2 separate regions of the Homo sapiens genome follow, and region 2 is linked to region 1. A link is an interaction called in ENCODE POLR2A ChIA-PET data of the cell type or tissue named here. Cell type or tissue: B cell. All regions are shown on one strand. Each heading gives the region's core, and the rest is flanking DNA. Links, peaks and the distances in the headings are about the cores only. Region 1 overlaps MGAT3 (beta-1,4-mannosyl-glycoprotein 4-beta-N-acetylglucosaminyltransferase). Region 2 has its middle 22 kb from the start of TOB2.

Region 1 (8,325 bases), core at 304-8,303:
TCCCCACACCACCAAGGCAGTCAGTCCCACTGCCCGCACTTCCCAAATCTCCCAACCCCAAGCCTACCGCTCACCGGAATGGCAGCAGCTTCCTCAATGGGCCCCCAACCCGGCCCCCATGAGCCAAGCGAAAGCCACATCTGATGCTGCCCCTCCCAGCTTGGAACCGCTGCCCTCAGGAGAAAGTCCAAGTCCCTCAAGGAGGCACAGAAGTTTCTGTGTAATCTCACCCTTCAATCTCCGTGCCTGTTCCTGGAGGATTCGGCTGAGCTGCACTTCTCCAGGCCTCCCTGACCCCAGCCTACTCCCCAGAACCCCTTGTCCCACACAAGGGCTGTGCTGTCTGATGCCCCTGGGTCCCCAGCCTCAAGCACTGAGCCCCACACAAAAAAGGTGCTCACCCTGAGTTTGTTGAATGAATAAATGACCACGCCAAATCCACACACCCGCACCTTCCAGTCAATGCTGCAGGGCTCTCAGGCCTGTCTGGGGCTCACACAAGTGGCCCATGGTCCTAGTCCTGCCTGCTTTGCCAACTTGGGCTTGTCACACCCCAATGAGGCAGCTTAGCTACGTGAATCCTAAGGGCCCCTTCCAATGGGATAGCGGTGGCAGAGGGGAGATACAGGAAATGACTGGAGCCTTCATGGCCAGGAGGAGCTATGGGAAGACGGTGGGAAAGGAAGAGCGGCTCAGTAGTTAGGATCCTCCCTGCCAGCGTCTGAACCACAGCTCACGGCTGTGTGTTCACTGCCTCATGCCCTGGTGCTGCAGGTGCGCTGCTGAGTGAGGGAATGGGCTTGAATGTGGCTCTGCCACCGTGGGGACCTGGGGAGGTGACAAGGCCACACCTGCCTGCAGCCTGCAGCTCCTGGGCAGGAGGGTGGCAGCGTTGCCCCTGGGATCTGGGAACCTGAGCATCAGTTAGCTTCCTGCTGGGGGTGGTCCTGACAGAGCAAGCACACAGCTGGCTGGGGCTCTGGGCACCCAGGGAGCCCGCCCTCAGCTGGAACAAGGCACCCTGTCTCTTTTCCTCTCCCAATTACTCTCTGTCCACCTCTGCTTGGAGAGGGGATGTGCCCAGGGTCAGGAACCTAGGAGGCTATGAGGGGGTCCTCATCCCAGCCCAGCTCAGCAGAGCTGCCAATGTGCCCACTGCTGCTCATCAAGGTGAGGGTGGCGGCCTCCGAGCTCCATGTTCTGGAAGACCCACATTCTAGCTTTGCTGCTCCAGGTTTCCTCCTCTAAGTTTCAGATTCTAGGTTCTCTGTCTGCATCTGAAGGTTCTACCTCTTTTTTTTTTTTTTTTTTTTGAGACTGAGCCGAGATTGCCATTGCACTCTAGCCTGGGCGACAGATCCAGACTCCATCTGAAAGAAACGAAACGAAACGAAACAAAACGAAACAGATCCAGACTCTGTCTGAAAGAAAAGAAACGAAATGAAACAAAACGAAACGAAACGAAAAGAAAAGAAAAGAAAAAAGAAGGAAGCAAGCAAGCTAGCTCTCCATCACAGGTCCCGTGTCGTGTCCATGTGTCTCCTCTTTGGGACACTGTACTTCGTATTCTCTTCGCGGTGCCCAGCAGCAGGGCTCCTGCCCACTCCTACCTTCTTAGCCTCATCACTCTTTGGGGCTCTTGAGAGCAGCGGAACCAAAGAGATGGGGCTGCCTGCACTCCCAAAGCGAGAAGGCCCAGTCCAGCTTTCCTAGGCCTGGGATGCCCCCAGGGCCGCAGAGGGGATCCCAAAGCACACCCCAGCCAGGCAGAAATTCCCTTCCCCACCCCTTTCCCATCTCTCCAGGATGCTGCCCCAACCCCCTGCCCTTCACCCTCTGCACCAGCTCTCACTGCAATGGCTCCACAAGACAGGTGCTTCACAAGGGCAAAGACTTCATGTCAGGGCCTGGCACCTGCTTGGTGGGCACTCTGTCAACACTCGCTGAATTAACCAGGAATGCACAAGGTGCCTAGAGGACTGCGCAGCCTAAGAGACGCTAGTTTATATGTGATGGAGATGTTCATGCTGTGTGCATACACATGTAGCATGCACAAAACACATGCAAGCAAACTGCAAGCCGCCCACCCTGATGTCAGCAGAGCTGTGCCCCTGCCACCTAGCTCAGTCACCGGCGCACAATAGGCACTTAGGGAGTAATTGCTGAAAGAACGGATGGACAGATGAGTGCTCTGTACCGGGCACAAAGTGTACTGGGTACAGAGTCAGAAGCTGGGAGAGAAACAGAAACTGACCCCACCCAGGATCAAGGCTCAGATGCAATGACAAATAACGCTACCACTAGGCAGAACTTGACCCGTGTGTAGGAGGATAGTGGGAAAAGCACTTAGAGGCCGGGGTCAGTAACAACATCAGCCAACAGGGATGACCACGCCCGCTGGGCTTCAGCATGGAGGTGAAACAAGCAGCCCTGGCTCCTGCCCTGCGGGCACCTCTGTCTGGGAGGGGCAGGAGGGGCTTCCTAAGGAGAGGGGGCTCTGGCAGCAGCTGGGCTGGAAGGGGCAGGCTCTTCAGGAGGGCAGGGGACCAGTATCAGCAAAGGCCGGGAAGTAGGAAGGTGAGGCTCACATACGGAGTATGACAATTGCCCAAGAGGCTGGAGCATGGGGGACGCGGGGGAAGAAAGAGGCTGGACCAGCCCCGGAGGAAGGAGGTCAGAGGTGTTTGGACAAAATTCTCAGAGCACTGCATTCCAGGAGCTCCAGGCCTGGGCTCCCATGACCCAATTTCCAGGAATTAGAGCAACACAGGCCTCCTGCCGCAGATCCACTTGCTCTGGTAGAAGTGCCTGGTGCTAGGCAAGCCCCACGGTGAGACCCCACAGCCGGTCACTGCCCGCAAGCGGTGGCCCCAGAATCAGACCAAGCAGGAGCCGGCTGTCTCCGGGGCTCCTTTTCTTCCCGCTGTTAGAATACAACTGCATTTTTCTGGTTTAAAGGTTTCTCATCCATTCTAGAACATCAGGAAAGCACAGAGAAAGAAGCAGGGCAGTGTCCCCACCATCCTGCCACCCCTGGGCCTGGCTGGCTTCTGACTGGGCCTTCCTCGCAGGCCTTTCTCTTCCCCATGCACCTTTTGCTGGAACCAACATCAACATGGGTTTCTGTCACCTTCGGGCAGTGCGCATTTTGCTCTATCAGGCTTTTTTCTTTTCTTTTTTTTTTTTTTTTTAAGACGGAGTCTCACTCTGTCACCCAGGTTGGAGTGCAGTGGCACAATCTCAGCTCACTGCAACTTCTGCCGCCCAGGTTCAAGTGACTCTCCTGCCTCAGCCTCCCGAGTAGCTGAGATTACAGGCACCCGCCACCATGCCCGGCTAATTTTTGTATTTTTAGTAGAGACGGGGCTTCACCATGTTAACCAGGCTGGTCTTGAACACCTGACCTCTGGTGATCCACCCCCCTCGGCCTCCCAAAGTGCTGGAGTTTTTTTGCATGATTTCATTTTCATATCTCAGGAACCATGGGCCACGGTGCCAAAATAAACCTCATTTCACTATATGGAAATTGAGTGCTAAGCAGGGGAAGTGGTTCGATCGTGTCTAGTGTCTGCAGTAGAGCCTGCCTGACGGGTGAGGGACCTGATGAGTTTGTGCAGCGTTCTACAATTAACAAAGCGTCTTACACACATGGTTTCACTGAATGCCCACAGTGAGTTGGAGGGTATGGCTCTGTTTTTCACTTGTGCCCATATCCCAAGGGAAAACCTTCCAAGGGGTGTAGCTGAGCCCAGGGTATCAGCCCAGAGAGGCCACGTGGCCAGCTGAACCCACCCATTTTTGCAGAGGGAACCTTAACGTCTGGGGCCCTGGGAAACTTACCCAGAGTGCCTCAGAGAGCTGAGGATCCCCTGTGTGGTGTGAAGGAGGAGACACCAGGCCCGTGTGGGACTGCACCCCTCCCTCTTCCCCTGCCCCCAGTTCAGAGCATTTCTCAGCAGGAACCAGGTCAGAGGCCAGCGTAGATGAGCAGGAGCTGGGGAGAGCAAAGTGCTCCGGGCTCAGGACTGAGCTCTGGTCCTGGAGTGGAGAAAGATAAAGCCTGACAGAGGCCGGGCGTGGTGGCTCATGGCTGTAATCCCAGCACTTTGGGAGGCCGAGGCAGGCAGATCACGAGGTCAGGAGATCGAGACCATGCTGGCTAACATGGTGAAACCCCGTCTCTACTAAAAATACGAAAAAAAAAATTAGCCAGGTGTGGTGGCAGGCGCCTGTAGTCCCAGCTACTTGGGAGGCTGAGGTAGGAGAATGGCGTGAACCTGGGAGGCAGAGCTTACAGTGAGCCGAGATCATGCCACTGCACTCCAGCCTGGGCAACAGAGCAAGACTCTGTCTCAAAAAGAAAAAAAAATAAATATGTATCAGGCCAGGCTCAGAGGCTCACACCTGTAATCTCAGCACTTTGGGAGGCGGAGGCAGGTGGATCACTTGAGGTCAGGAGTTGGAGACCAGCCTGGCCAACATGATGAAACCCCGTCTCTACTAAAAATACAAAAATTAGCTGGGTGTGGTGGTGGGCGTCTATAATCCCAGCTACCTGGGAAGGCTGAGGCAGGAGAATCGTTTGAACCCAGGAGGCAGAGGTTGCAGTGAGCTGAGATCGCGCCACTGCACTCCAGCCTGGGTGACACAGTGAAACTCCGTCTCAAAAAAAAAAAAGACAAGAAATATGCATCAAATGCCTTCTACGTGCCAGGCACAGAGCCAGGCCCTAGTGCATGCCCGGTGCCAGCCCGGGGGCCCAACCCATCCCCAGTCACCTGCAGCTCTCCCTGTGCCCCTCTCCTGTGGCAGCCACCATCACTCACCCACCACAATTTGCCACAACCATGTGCCAGGCCCCAGGTAGCAAGATGAGGACTCACCACGAGAGATTTGCCCAGTGCATTAGGCAAGCTCTGGGCATCATGCCCTGCCTGGGACTTGCTTCCAGGAAGAGGCAGAGGCAGCAAGTGCTAGGATGACAGCATGGCGGGGGCGGTGGGGCAGGGGTGAGCGCGGTGTATGAAGAGCTGGTGGGGCCCAGGCTACGAACACAGGCGGGGGCTCGGTCACAGGATCTGGGTTACAAGGGTTGGGGATTGGGAAATCTAGTAGCCACTACAGATGCCAGGGAGCTGTGAACTGGCTCTTGGAATGCACAGGCCTCTGTATCCTCAGGGCAGCATTTTTTATTTTTTTTTAATTTTTGAGATATGGTCTTGCTCTGTCGCTCAGGCTGGAGAGTGGTGGTGCGATCTCAGCTCACTGCAGCCTTGACCTCCTGGGCTCAAGTGATCTTCCCCCTCAACCTTCCAAGTAGATGAGGCTATAGGCGTTTGCCACCATACCTGCCTAATTTTTTTTTTAATTTTTTGTAGAGACAGGGTCCCACTATGTTGCCCAGGCTGGTCTCGGACTCCTGGACTCAATGAATCCTCCTGCCTCAGCCTCCCAAAGTACTAGGATTACTTTGGGAGTCCAAGTCAGTATTTTTTAAACTGTGGGCTTCCAGCCCTCCCGTTGTGAGATGCTCACTCAGCAGGGCTGGCTAGGGTCTGGCAAACAGGTACTTTACGCAGGCCGCCCAGGTGACATTGAGCAGGCGTTCCAGAGACAGGGCCCAGGACAGTGGCAGAAGGAGGGCCTTGAAGGGGAAGCCTGGAGGCCAAGAGGCTAAGTGATGGCTGTCTCAGGGCTCCAAGCCTCAGGGAACAGGCCCTGCTGGGAGCCCACGGGAGAGAAGGAACAGGTCTGGGTGACCGAGGGAGGCTGCTCTCTGAGGGTCCTATAGGCTGGACACAATCCCAGCCCTGCCACTTCCCAGCTGTGGACCCCCAACTCTGGGTACCCTCAAAGTGCCAAACAGGGATGATAATAGTGCTTGCCTCTCAGCAAGTTAGAGACATCTCTGGGAGAATGCATAGAAAGTGGTTGGTTGGCCCTGGGCCCAGCACATAGGAAGTGCTTGATAAAGAGCAGCAAATTATGATGACCCGGAGGCCAAGGTGGGGAGGACAACCATGGGAGCCATCCACCACCAGGCCTGCCAGCCAGAGTCCCAGAACCCACTCGGGCCGGCCTCCCTCACTTAGAACCCTGTCTCTGGGCTGTTCCTTCTGGGAAGTTCCTGGCCTGCCCAGAGAGGGCAGCCGGAGAGCAGGCTCTGAGGTCCTGGCACGTGCACAGGTCTGTCTCCCTGGCCTGGCCCTCACCCACCCCTCTCAAGGGATTCCCACTTCGGTAAGAACCAAAGTTTTGAGCCAAATAAGTTCATAAACAATACGGTAATTAGGTGTGTGAATGATTTCCATTGTTTCAATTTTATTTTTATAGAAAAGATGAAAATAAGTGAGCCAAAAGGGGGAATTCCACTTCAGGCAGCCCAAGGAGAAGTACGTGACAAGTCGGTTAACTTCCTGACTTATGGGCAAGGCCGTGGGTCCCCTTGTCAGCTCCCTGCTGTGAGAGGGGGTTCCTGGCCTGCTTCCAGCCCATGGGCAGCTCCGCCCCTTCCCGAAGCCTCACTGTCCCCTTCCTGGCGGTGGGGACAATAGCCCCTCCCAAGCAGGTCCCTGTACCCTCCCTCTGTAGTGTGAGGCTGCCCTCTGGAGGGTCAGTCCCTTCCATCAGGGATGGAGAAGGAGTAATAAGCAGGACAGCAAGGCTGCTCACCTGGGCTGAGAATTATTCATTCACTCATTCATTCATTCTTTCATTCATTCATCCATTCATCCATCCATCTGCACATTTAACTGAGGGCCTCCTCAGTACCTGTGTCGCTGAAAGTATATCAGGAACACGTAACAAACACGCCAAAGACACCGGCGTGATACTCTGGGAGCTGACAGCAAGAACACCAGGAAGCATGTGGGCTTCCCTGAGCCAGAGATGCTGCAGCTAAGATGTAAAGAGTGGGTCAGTGCAGGCTGGGTGTGGTGGCTCAGGCCTGTAATCCCAGCACTTTGGGAGGCCGAGGCAGGCGGATCACAAGGTCAGGAGCTTGAGAACATCTGGCCCACATGGTGAAACCCCATCTCTACTAAAAATACAAAAATTAGCTGGGCATGGTGGCACGTGCCTATACTCCCAGCTGCTCGGGAGGCTGAGGGAGGAGAATCACTTGAACCAGGGAGTCAGAGGTTGCAGTGAGCCGAGATCATGCCACTGCACTCCAGCCTGGTGACAGAGTGAGACTCTTCTCAAAAGAAAAAAAAAAAAGAGTGGGTCAGTGTGAACAAGAGACTGCACCTCAATTTCCCCATCTGTAGAGGGGACTATCCTGGAACCTCTGTCACTGGCTGCCATAGGAACACAACACATGCTGGCTATTGATATTTTTATAGGCAGGAACGTGTACATGGGAGGGGCTGTAGCATCGGGGGAAGAGCAGAAGGGGAGATGGGTCTGTCTGACTTGGGTTGTGGGGCTGGTGTCACAGAGGAAGGGGGTCATGAGGAAGCTTTTGATGGACAACAGAGTTACAGGGGACAGTGAATGGAAGAGGAATTCAAGTCGAGGGAACAGCACAGCAAGGGAATGGAACATGAGGTTTGGGACCTGCTTGGGCCACATCTCTGAGCTCTCATTGGCTTAAGCTTGGGGCCCATTCTGTGCAGAACCCCAAGGCCAGGCCAAGGTGGAGAGGAGCCCCTCGAAGGAGGGGTTAGTGCAAGTGTGCGTCAGGGTCAGGGGTGCAAAGGGTCTCAGGACGGGGAGGACACCAGAAGCTCTCCGTTCCCTCAAGCCTCACCCCAGGGCTGGTGCAGGGTGGCCCCTCACCTCCAGCCCTCCCATGCCTCCCCCTGAAAGCCCTTCTCACCTACAGTATCGCCCGCAGCTCCCAAATCTAGCTGACCAACACTCTCTGCATCCTTTCCTCCTCATTCAACCATCATCTATTAAGCACCCGCTGAATGCCTGGGGACTAAAGCTGGCACGTACCAGCTCCCATTATGACACTCTTGTTAGGCCATGGGTGGCTTAAAATCAGCCATATGGGGAGGATTTACAGCACAGCGATCGGCCAACTCATCAGGGGTTTGTTTCCCAGAGAGCCAGTTGCCAGCCTACTATTGCCCCCGGTTGGAGCAATGGATCTGGAAAGGCAGGTCCCTGGGCAGGGGGACTCAGTCAGAAAAGGAAGACATCAGGGACACGTAAACAACACATCTCGAAGGGCAGGTGGTGTAGTCTCCAAGGAGGCAGGGGTGAATCGGGAGACTCGTTCTGGAAGGGAGCAGTAAATGGCCACTGGAAACTATGCCAAGCTGTTCAAATAGTAACAGTGCACCCCACCCCCATTTTATTTATTTATCTATTTATTTT
Region 2 (8,325 bases), core at 285-8,284, 2.0 Mb before region 1:
TTTGATGGAGTCTCGCTCTGTCATCCAGGCTGGAGTGCAGTGGCACGATCTCAGCTCACTGCAGCCTCCGCCTCCTGGACTCAAGCAATTCTCCTGCCTCACCCTCTCAAGTAGCTGGGATTACAGGTGTGTGCCACCACACCAGGCTAATTTTTGTACTTTTTTTTTTTTTGAGACGGAGTCTTGCACTGTTGCCCGGGCTGGAGTGCAGTGGCGCGATCTTGGCTCACTGCAACCTCTGCCTCCCGAGTTCAAGTGATTCTCTTGCCTCAGCCTCCCGAGTAGCTGGGATTACAGGTGCGTGCCATCACACCCAACTAATGTTTTGTGTTTTTAGTAGAGACAGGGGTTCACTGTGTTAGCCAAGATGGTCTCGACCTCCTGACGGCGTGATTCACCCGCCTCAGCCTCCCAAAGTGCTGGGGTTACAAGCATGAGCCACCATGCCTGGCCAATTTTTGTACTTTTAGTAGAGACAGAGTTTCGCCATGTTGGCCAGGCTGGTCTCAAACTCCTGACCTCAGGTGATCCGCCCACCTCAGCCTCCCAAAGAGCTGGGATTACAAGTGTGAGATACCGCGCCCGGCCAATTCTCTGAATTTTTAATTTGGGGAATTTCACTATCAGAGAGAAGTAGGTTCTAGGTCCTTGAAGCTGCCAATTCACTGTGTAACTTTGAACCCCTCTTGACATCTGTCCCATTTGTACAACAGGGGACAGTCAGGCTAGGCCCCTGTCCAGCTAGGCCATTCAAGATGGTCCCTGTGCCTGCACCTCTTCTTGCCCCACTGGCTCCTGAGCCCTGTGGAGGGCCCTAGGAGGACCCTGTATGGTGGCACTTTTCCCAAAGATGTGAGGAAATAATGATAGGTTGAGCCCTGGGCAGAACCATATGCCATCAGGTGGGACCCCCCCAACCCAAGACACAAAAACCTAGTCAAACTATTGCCGCGCTGTGGCAGGGCTGGGAAGTCCAGACAGGAGAAGAGTCTTGGCCCAGAGGCCCAGACACCTGGGTTGTTTTTCTAGCTCTGCCCTGATTCACTATATTATTATTATTATTATTATTTTTTGAGACAGGTTCTTCCTTCCTCTGTCACTCAGGCTGGAGTGCAGTGACATGATCATGGCTCACTGCAGTTGTGACCTCCCAGGCTCAAGCAATCCTCCTGCCTCAGTCTCCCGAGTAGCTAGGATTACAGGTTCAAGCCATGACACCCAGTTAATTTTTTACTTTTAATTTTTTGTAGAGTCAGGGTCTTACTATGTTGCCCAGGCTCGTCTCAAATTCCTGGGCTCAAGTGATCCTCATGCCTCCTAAAGTGCTGGGATTACAGGTATAAGCCACCTCACCCAGCCTGATTCACTATACTATTTTTATTTTTATATGAGATGGAGTCTCGCTCTGTCACCCAGGCTAGAGTGCAGTGGTGTGATCTTGGCTCACTGCAACCTCTGCCTCCCAGGTTCAAGCGATTCTCCTGCCTCCGCCTCCCGAGTAGCTGGGATTATAGGTGCATGCCACCATGTCCGGCTAATTTTTATATTTTCAGTAGAGAAGGATTTTCACCATATTGGCCAGGCCAGTCTAGAACTCCTGACCACAAATGATCCGCCTGCCTCAGTCTCCCAAAGTATTGAGATTACAGTCATGAGCCACCGCGCCCGGCCTGATTCATTATATTAAACATTCAATATTCAGCTGAGGCAATGGCTCATGCTTGTAATCCTAGAACTTTGAGAGGCAAAGGCAGAAAGATTGCTTGAGCCCAGGAGTTCGAGACCATCCTGGGGAACATGGTGAGACTCCCATGTCTCTACAAAAAATAAAAAAATTAGCCAGCCATGGTGGCATATGCCTGCAGTCCCAGCTACTCAGGAGGCTGAGGTGGGAGGATCACTTGAGCCCAAGAGGTCAAGGAAGAAGTGAGATGTGGTCATGCCACTGCACTCCAGCCTGGGCAACAGAGTGAAACCCTGTCTCAAAAAAAAAACAAAATTCCACATTCAATATGGGGCCCCCATAAACACTGGACACTGTGCTAGGCATGAGGAAATAAGGGGCAACTGCAGACAAATTCCTTGCTCTCCTGAAGCAATGTTCTATTAACTGAAAACAAACAAATAAATGAGAAAATGGCAGATGGTAAGATAATCACGACCAGTGACAGTGGCTAGTGACCAAGTAGACACTTATATTGGGTGGACAAGACAAGGCAGGTCTTCCCGAGAAGGGGGCTTTCAACCTGTGACCTGAAGCATACGATTCCTTGTCACATGCTTAACAGGGAGAAGAGCAGCAGGACCAGACACTTCCAAGGGCGAGAGGCAGGAACAGGACGGTGGGTTCAGGGAAGAAAAGACCAGCAGCAAGCAAGAGGCAAGTGGAGCAGATGAGGTCAAAGGGGGCTCCAGGCCATAGCATGGGCCCTGCCTGAAGCCTGGATAGGAAGCTGGGATTTTCTCTTCAATACGCAGTAAGTTTCTTGCCCCGTGGTTGCCTTATCTGTAGCTAGGGGCAAAGACAATAAGAGAGCTTTCTCGGCCGGGTGCAGTGGCTCATGCCTGTAATCCCAGCACTTTGGGAGGCTCAGGTGCATGGATCACCTGAGGTCAGGAGTTCAAGACCAGCCTGTCCAACATGATGAAACCTCGTCTCTACTAAAAATACAAAAAATTAGCTGGGTATGGTGGCATGCCCCTGTAGTCTCAGCTACTTGGGAGGCTGAGGCAGAAGAATCACTTGAACCCGGGAGGTGGAGGTTGCAGTGAGCCGAGATCACACCATTGCACTCTAGCCTGGTGACAGAGTGAGACTCCGTCTCAAAAAAAAAAAAAAAAAAAGAGACAGAGAGCTTTCTCTCACATATTCAACTGCAAACCCTCCTGGAGCCCTCCTTTATGCCAGGTCCAGAGCAAGGACCACTGCAGGAGCAGACCCAGGCCTTGCCCTTGGAGGGGACTTCTACTGGTGGAAGAGCTGGGAGAAGACAAACCCAGGTCTCATACTTCAACACCACATCAGATCCACAGCAGGAGGCGGCCGAGGAGCTATATGCACCCAGACGAGGCTCCCACGTGGCCCTGGAAGGCTTTTCAGAGGGTTGACAACCTAGTAGGTGAAGAATTTGAAGGGGAACAGCACTTATGCCAAGTGCTTCAGGGTGAGTTGCAGGGTAACATGACACCTGGATTTGTTACCCCTGGATTTGAGGGGGCCTTAGGGAGTCTGTGGAGAGGGGAAAGAGGAGTGAGACTAAGGGGCACAGGAGTGAAGGGTGAAGCCAAGGGCACAGCAAGTGTAAGTGACTCTTTCAACAAACCACAGAGGTTTCCAGAAGGCAGAAACGTAAAACCCCTCGCAAAGTGCTGAGATTACAGGCTTGAGCCACCGCACCCCGCCTAAAACCACAATGAACATACCTATTAAAACAGCTAAAATGAAAGAGACTGTACACACCAAATGCTGGTGAAGATGTGCAGGAATTAGTAACTTTATATACTGCTGATGAGAATGTAAAATGGTACAACCATTTTGGAAAATAATGTGGAAGGGAAGTTTCTTCTTTTTTTTTTTTCTTCACAGAGTCTCGCTCTGTTGCCCAGGCTGGAGTGTAGTAGCTCGATATCGGCTCACTGCAACCTCTGCCTCTCGGGTTCAAGCAATTCTCCCTGTCTCAGCCTCCCAGGTAGCTGGGATTACAGGCGCCTGCCACCACATCACTTAATTTTTTTGTATTTTTAGTAGAGACGGGGTTTCGCCATGTTGGCTAGGCTAGTCTTGAACTCCTGACCTCAGGGGATCCACCTGCCTCGGCCTCCCAAAATGTTGGGGTTACAGGCGTGAGCCACCGCGCCCGGCCAGAAGGGAAGTTTCTTCTTTTTTTTTTGTTTTTGTTTTCTTTTTGAGATGGAGTCTTGCTCTGTTGCCCAGGTTGGAGTGCAGTGGCGCAATCTCGGCTCACTGCAAGCTCCGCCTCCCGGGTTCACGCCATTCTCCTGCCTCAGTGTCCCGAATAGCTGGGACTACAGGCACCCGCCACCACGCCCAGCTAATTTTTTATATTTTTAGTAGAGATGGGGTTTCACCGTTTAGCCAGGAAAGTCTCGATCTCCTGACCTTGTGATCCGCCCGCCTCGGCCTCACAAAGTGCTCGGATTACAGGCGTGAGCGACTGCGCCTGGCCGGGAAGTTTCTTAAAAAGTTAAACATACAGCCAGACATGGTGGCTCATGCCGGTGATCCCCGTACTTTGGGAGGCCAAGGTGGGAGGATTGTTTGAGCCCAAGGAGTTCAAGACCAGCCTGTGCAACACAGTGAGAAGACCTTGTCTCTACAAAAAATGGTCAAGCGTGGTGGCTTACACCTGTAATCCTACCACTTTGAGAGGCTGAGGTGGGAGGATCACTTAAGCCCAGGAGTTCAAGACCAGCCTGGGCAACATGGCAAGACCCCATCTCTACAAAAACTTAAAAAATTAGTGGGCTGGGCGTGGTGGCTCATGCCTGTAATCCCAGCACTTTGGGAGGCCAAGGCAGGCAGATCACTAGGTCAGGAGTTTGAGACCAGCCTGGCCAAAATGGTGAAACTTCATCTCTACTAAAAATACAAAAATTAGCCAAGCATGGTGGTGTGTGCCTGTAGTCCCAGCTACTTGGGAGGCTGAGGCAGGAGAATCGCTTGAGCCTGGGAGGCAGAGGTTGAAGTGAGCTGAGATTCCCCCATAGCACTACAGCCCAGGCAACATAACAAGACTCTGTCTCAAAAAAAAAAAAAAAAAAATTAGTGAGGTGTTATGGCTGGCACCTGTGGTCCCAGCTACTCAGGAGGCTGAGGTGAGAGGATTGCTTGAGACTGGGATGTTAAGGCTGCAGTGGGCCACTGAACTCCAGCCTGAATGACAGAGTGAGACCTGGGCTCAAAAAGAAGTTATACATTTACCATGTGATACAGCCATTCTATTCCTATCTCCTCACAAGAAAAGGAAATAGGCTGGGCACAGTGTCTCACGACTGTAATCCCAGTACTTTGGGAGGCTGAGGTGTGTGGATCATGAGGTCAAGAGATCGAGACCATCCTGGCCAACACGGTGAAACCCTATCTCCACTAAAAATACAAAAATTAGCTGGGCGTGATGGTACGCACCTGTAGTCCCAGCTACTCGGGAGGCTGAGGCAGGAGAATCACTTGAACCCCGGTGGCGGAGGTTACAGTGAGCCGCTATCGTGCCACTGCACTCCAGCCTGGCGACAGAGTGAGACTCCATCTCAAAAAAAAAAAAAAAATTAGCCGGACGTAGGAGTACACGCCTGGAGTCCCAGCCACTCAGGAGGCTGAGGCAGGAGAATTGCTTGAACCAAGGAGGTGGAGGTTGCAGTGAGCAGAGAACTTGCTACTGTATTACCGCCTGAGCGACAGAGCGAGATGCAAGACTCCGTCTCAAAAAACAAAAAAAGGAAAAAGAAATAAGGCCTAGTGAGGTGGCTCACGCCTATAATCTCAACACTTTGGGAGGCCAAGGTGGGCCAATCACCTGAGGTCAGGAGTTCAAGACCAGCCTGGCCAACATGGTGAAATCCCATCTCTACTAAAAATACAAAAATTAGCCGGGCGTGGTGGCTGGCGCCTGTAATCCCAGCTACTTGGGAGGCTGAGGCAGGAGAATCACTTGAACCCAGGAGGCAGAGATTGCAGTGAGCCGAGATAGCACCACTGCACTCTAGCCTGAGCAATGAGAGCGAGACTCCGTCTCAAAAAAAAAAAAAAAGGGGGAAGGAAATAAACGTTATGTCCTTATAAAGACTTGCATGCAAGGCCAAGTGCATGCAAGTCTTTGTGAGGTGCAGTGGCTCATGCCTATAATCCCAAGTATTTGGCAGGCCAAGGTGGGAGGATCACTTGGGTCCAGGAGTTTGAGACCAGCCTGGGCAACATAGCAAGATCCTATCTCTACAGAATTTTCTTTTTTTTTGAGATGTAATTTTGCTCTGTCGCCCAGGCTGGAGTGCAATGGTGCCATCTTGGCTTACTGCAATCTCTGTCGCCCAGGTTCAAGTGATTCTCTTGCCTCAGCCTCCCAAATAGCTGAGATTACAGGCACACACCACCAAGCCCAGCTAAACCACAAAAACCTTTTTAAAAATTAAGCCAGGTATGGTGCCTACCTGTAGTCCCAGATACTTCAGAGGCTGAGCGGGGAGGATCACCTGAGCCCAGAAGATCGAGGGTGCAGTGAACCATGATCGTACCGCTGCACTCCACCCTGGGGAATCGAGTGAGTCCCTGTCTCAAAGAAAAATAAAATACTTATATGCAAATGTTCATACCAGCGTTATTTGTTATGGCCCCAAACTGGAAACACCCAAATGTCCTTCAATGGGTGAATGGTTGAACCAATGGTGGCACATTTATACTATGGACTACTATTCGTGATGAAAATAAATGAACTACTGACACACACAACATGGCTGAATCTCAAAATAATAATGCTGAGTAAAAGCCACACCAATAAAAAATTTGTTTTTTAAGACGGAGTCTCACTCTGTTACCCAGGCTGGAATGCAGTGGCGTAATCTCAGCTCACTCACTGCAACCTCCACCTCCCAGGTTCAAGTGACTCTCCTGCCTCAGCTTCCTGAGTAGCTGTGACTACAGGCACACAACACCATGCATGGCTAATTTTTGTATTTTTAGTACAGATGGGGTTTCAACATGTTGGCCAGGCTGGTCTCGAACTCCTGACCTCAGGTGAACTGCCTGCCTTGGCCTCCCAAAGTGCTGGAATTACAGGTGTGTGTTACCATGCTCTGCCAAAAAAAAAATTTTTTTTTTGAGACGGTGTCTTGTTCTTGTTGCCCAGGCTGGAGTGCAATGGCTCAATCTCAGCTCACTGCAACCTCCGCCTCCCAGGTACAAGTGATTCTCCTGCCTCAACCTCCCAAGTAGCTCAGATTACAGGCATGTGCCACCATGCCTGGCTAATTTTTTTGTATTTAGTAGAGACTGGGTTTCACCATGTTAGTCAGGCTGGTTGTGAACTCCTGACTTCAGGTGATCCACCTGCCTCATCCTCCCAAAGTGCTGGGATTACAGGTGTGTGCCACCGCGCCTGGCCCAAAAAAAAAATTTTTTTTTTTTTTGAGATGGAGTCTCTCTCTGTCATCCAGGCTGGAGTGCAGTGGCGCTATCTTGGCTCACTGGAAGCTCTGCCTCCCGGGTTCATGCCATTCTCCTGCCTCAGCCTCCTGATTAGCTGGGACTACAGGCGCCCGCCACCATGCCCGGCTTATTTTTTGTATTTTTTAGTAGAGACGGAGTTTTACCGTGTTAGCCAGGATGGTCTTGATCTCCTGACCTCGTGATCCACCCTCCTCAGCCTCCTAAAGTGTTGGGATCACAGGTGTGAGCTACCATGCCTGGCTGAAAGCCACACCTTAAAAGAAAAATAAGTAGGTACTATCTGATTCCATTTATAGAAAATGCAAATTCACCTGTAGCGAAGGAAAGCAGATTAGTGGTTGCCTGGGGACACAAGGATGGCGGGGTCAAGCAGGAGGAATTTAAAAAGGGGAATATGTAATCCTAGCACTTTAGGAAGCCAAAGTGCTCAGGAGTTCAAGACCAGCCTGGGCAAGACAGTAAAACACCATTTCTACAAAAAATATAAAAATTAGGTGGGCGTGGTGGCACGTGCCTGTAGTCCCAGCTACTTGGGGGCTGAGGTGAAAGGATCACTTGCACCCGGGAGGTAAAGGCTGCAGTGAACTGAGATCAAGCCACTGCACTTCAGCCTGGGCAACAGAGTGAGACCCTGTCTCAAAAAATAATAATAAAATTTTTTTAAAATGGCAGGGAATAACGAAACTTGGAGGTGAGAGATATAGTCATTACCTTGATCGTAGTGATGCTTTCATGGGTATACAAAATTTATCAAATTATAATTTTATTTATTTTATTTTTGAGACTTTCACTCTTGTTGTCCAGGCTGGAGTGCAATGGTGTGATCTCGGCTCACTGCAACCTCCGCCTCCCAAGTTCAAGCAATTCTACTGCCTTAACCTCCCAAGCACCTGGGATTACAGACATGTGCCACCACACCCAACTAATTTTGTATTTTTAGAAGATTTTCAGGGTTTCACCATGTTGGTCAGGCTAGTCTTTTAACTCCTGACCTCAGTTGATCCGCCCATCTTAGTCTCCCAAAGTGCTGGCATTACAGCATGAGCCACCGCGCCCAGCCAATTTTATTTATTTTAAAATATTTAAGGCCGGGCGTGGTGGCTCACACCTGTAACCCCAGCCCTTTGGGAGGCTGAGGTGGGAGG

The links. Peaks named below come from ENCODE experiments on the same cell type or tissue, not always from the same donor. Only the 100,000 strongest peaks of a DNase experiment are listed, where the experiment ranks them.
Region 2: POLR2A ChIA-PET joins it to region 1 with 6 read pairs; 1 of 35 experiments calls an interaction of 5 or more read pairs at or near these places.

Annotation. Positions count from the first base shown.
Region 1 is chr22:39,460,798-39,469,122 of GRCh38, reverse strand. The region is part of intron 1 of MGAT3 (beta-1,4-mannosyl-glycoprotein 4-beta-N-acetylglucosaminyltransferase); the gene reads right to left. Among named protein-coding and RNA genes, the nearest start is that of MGAT3, 7.9 kb to the right of the region's middle. RefSeq lists enhancers at 1,298-1,567, 1,980-2,029, 2,040-2,089, 6,591-6,660. In B cell, for the core only: no CTCF peak of the experiment used is centred there; DNase peaks (open chromatin) are centred at 3,562 and 6,412; H3K4me3 peaks cover 857 bases; H3K27ac peaks cover 4,852 bases.
Region 2 is chr22:41,420,938-41,429,262 of GRCh38, reverse strand. No RefSeq gene overlaps it. Among named protein-coding and RNA genes, the nearest start is that of TOB2, 22 kb to the left of the region's middle. In B cell, for the core only: no CTCF peak of the experiment used is centred there; DNase peaks (open chromatin) are centred at 3,372, 5,833 and 6,322; H3K4me3 peaks cover 769 bases; H3K27ac peaks cover 2,771 bases.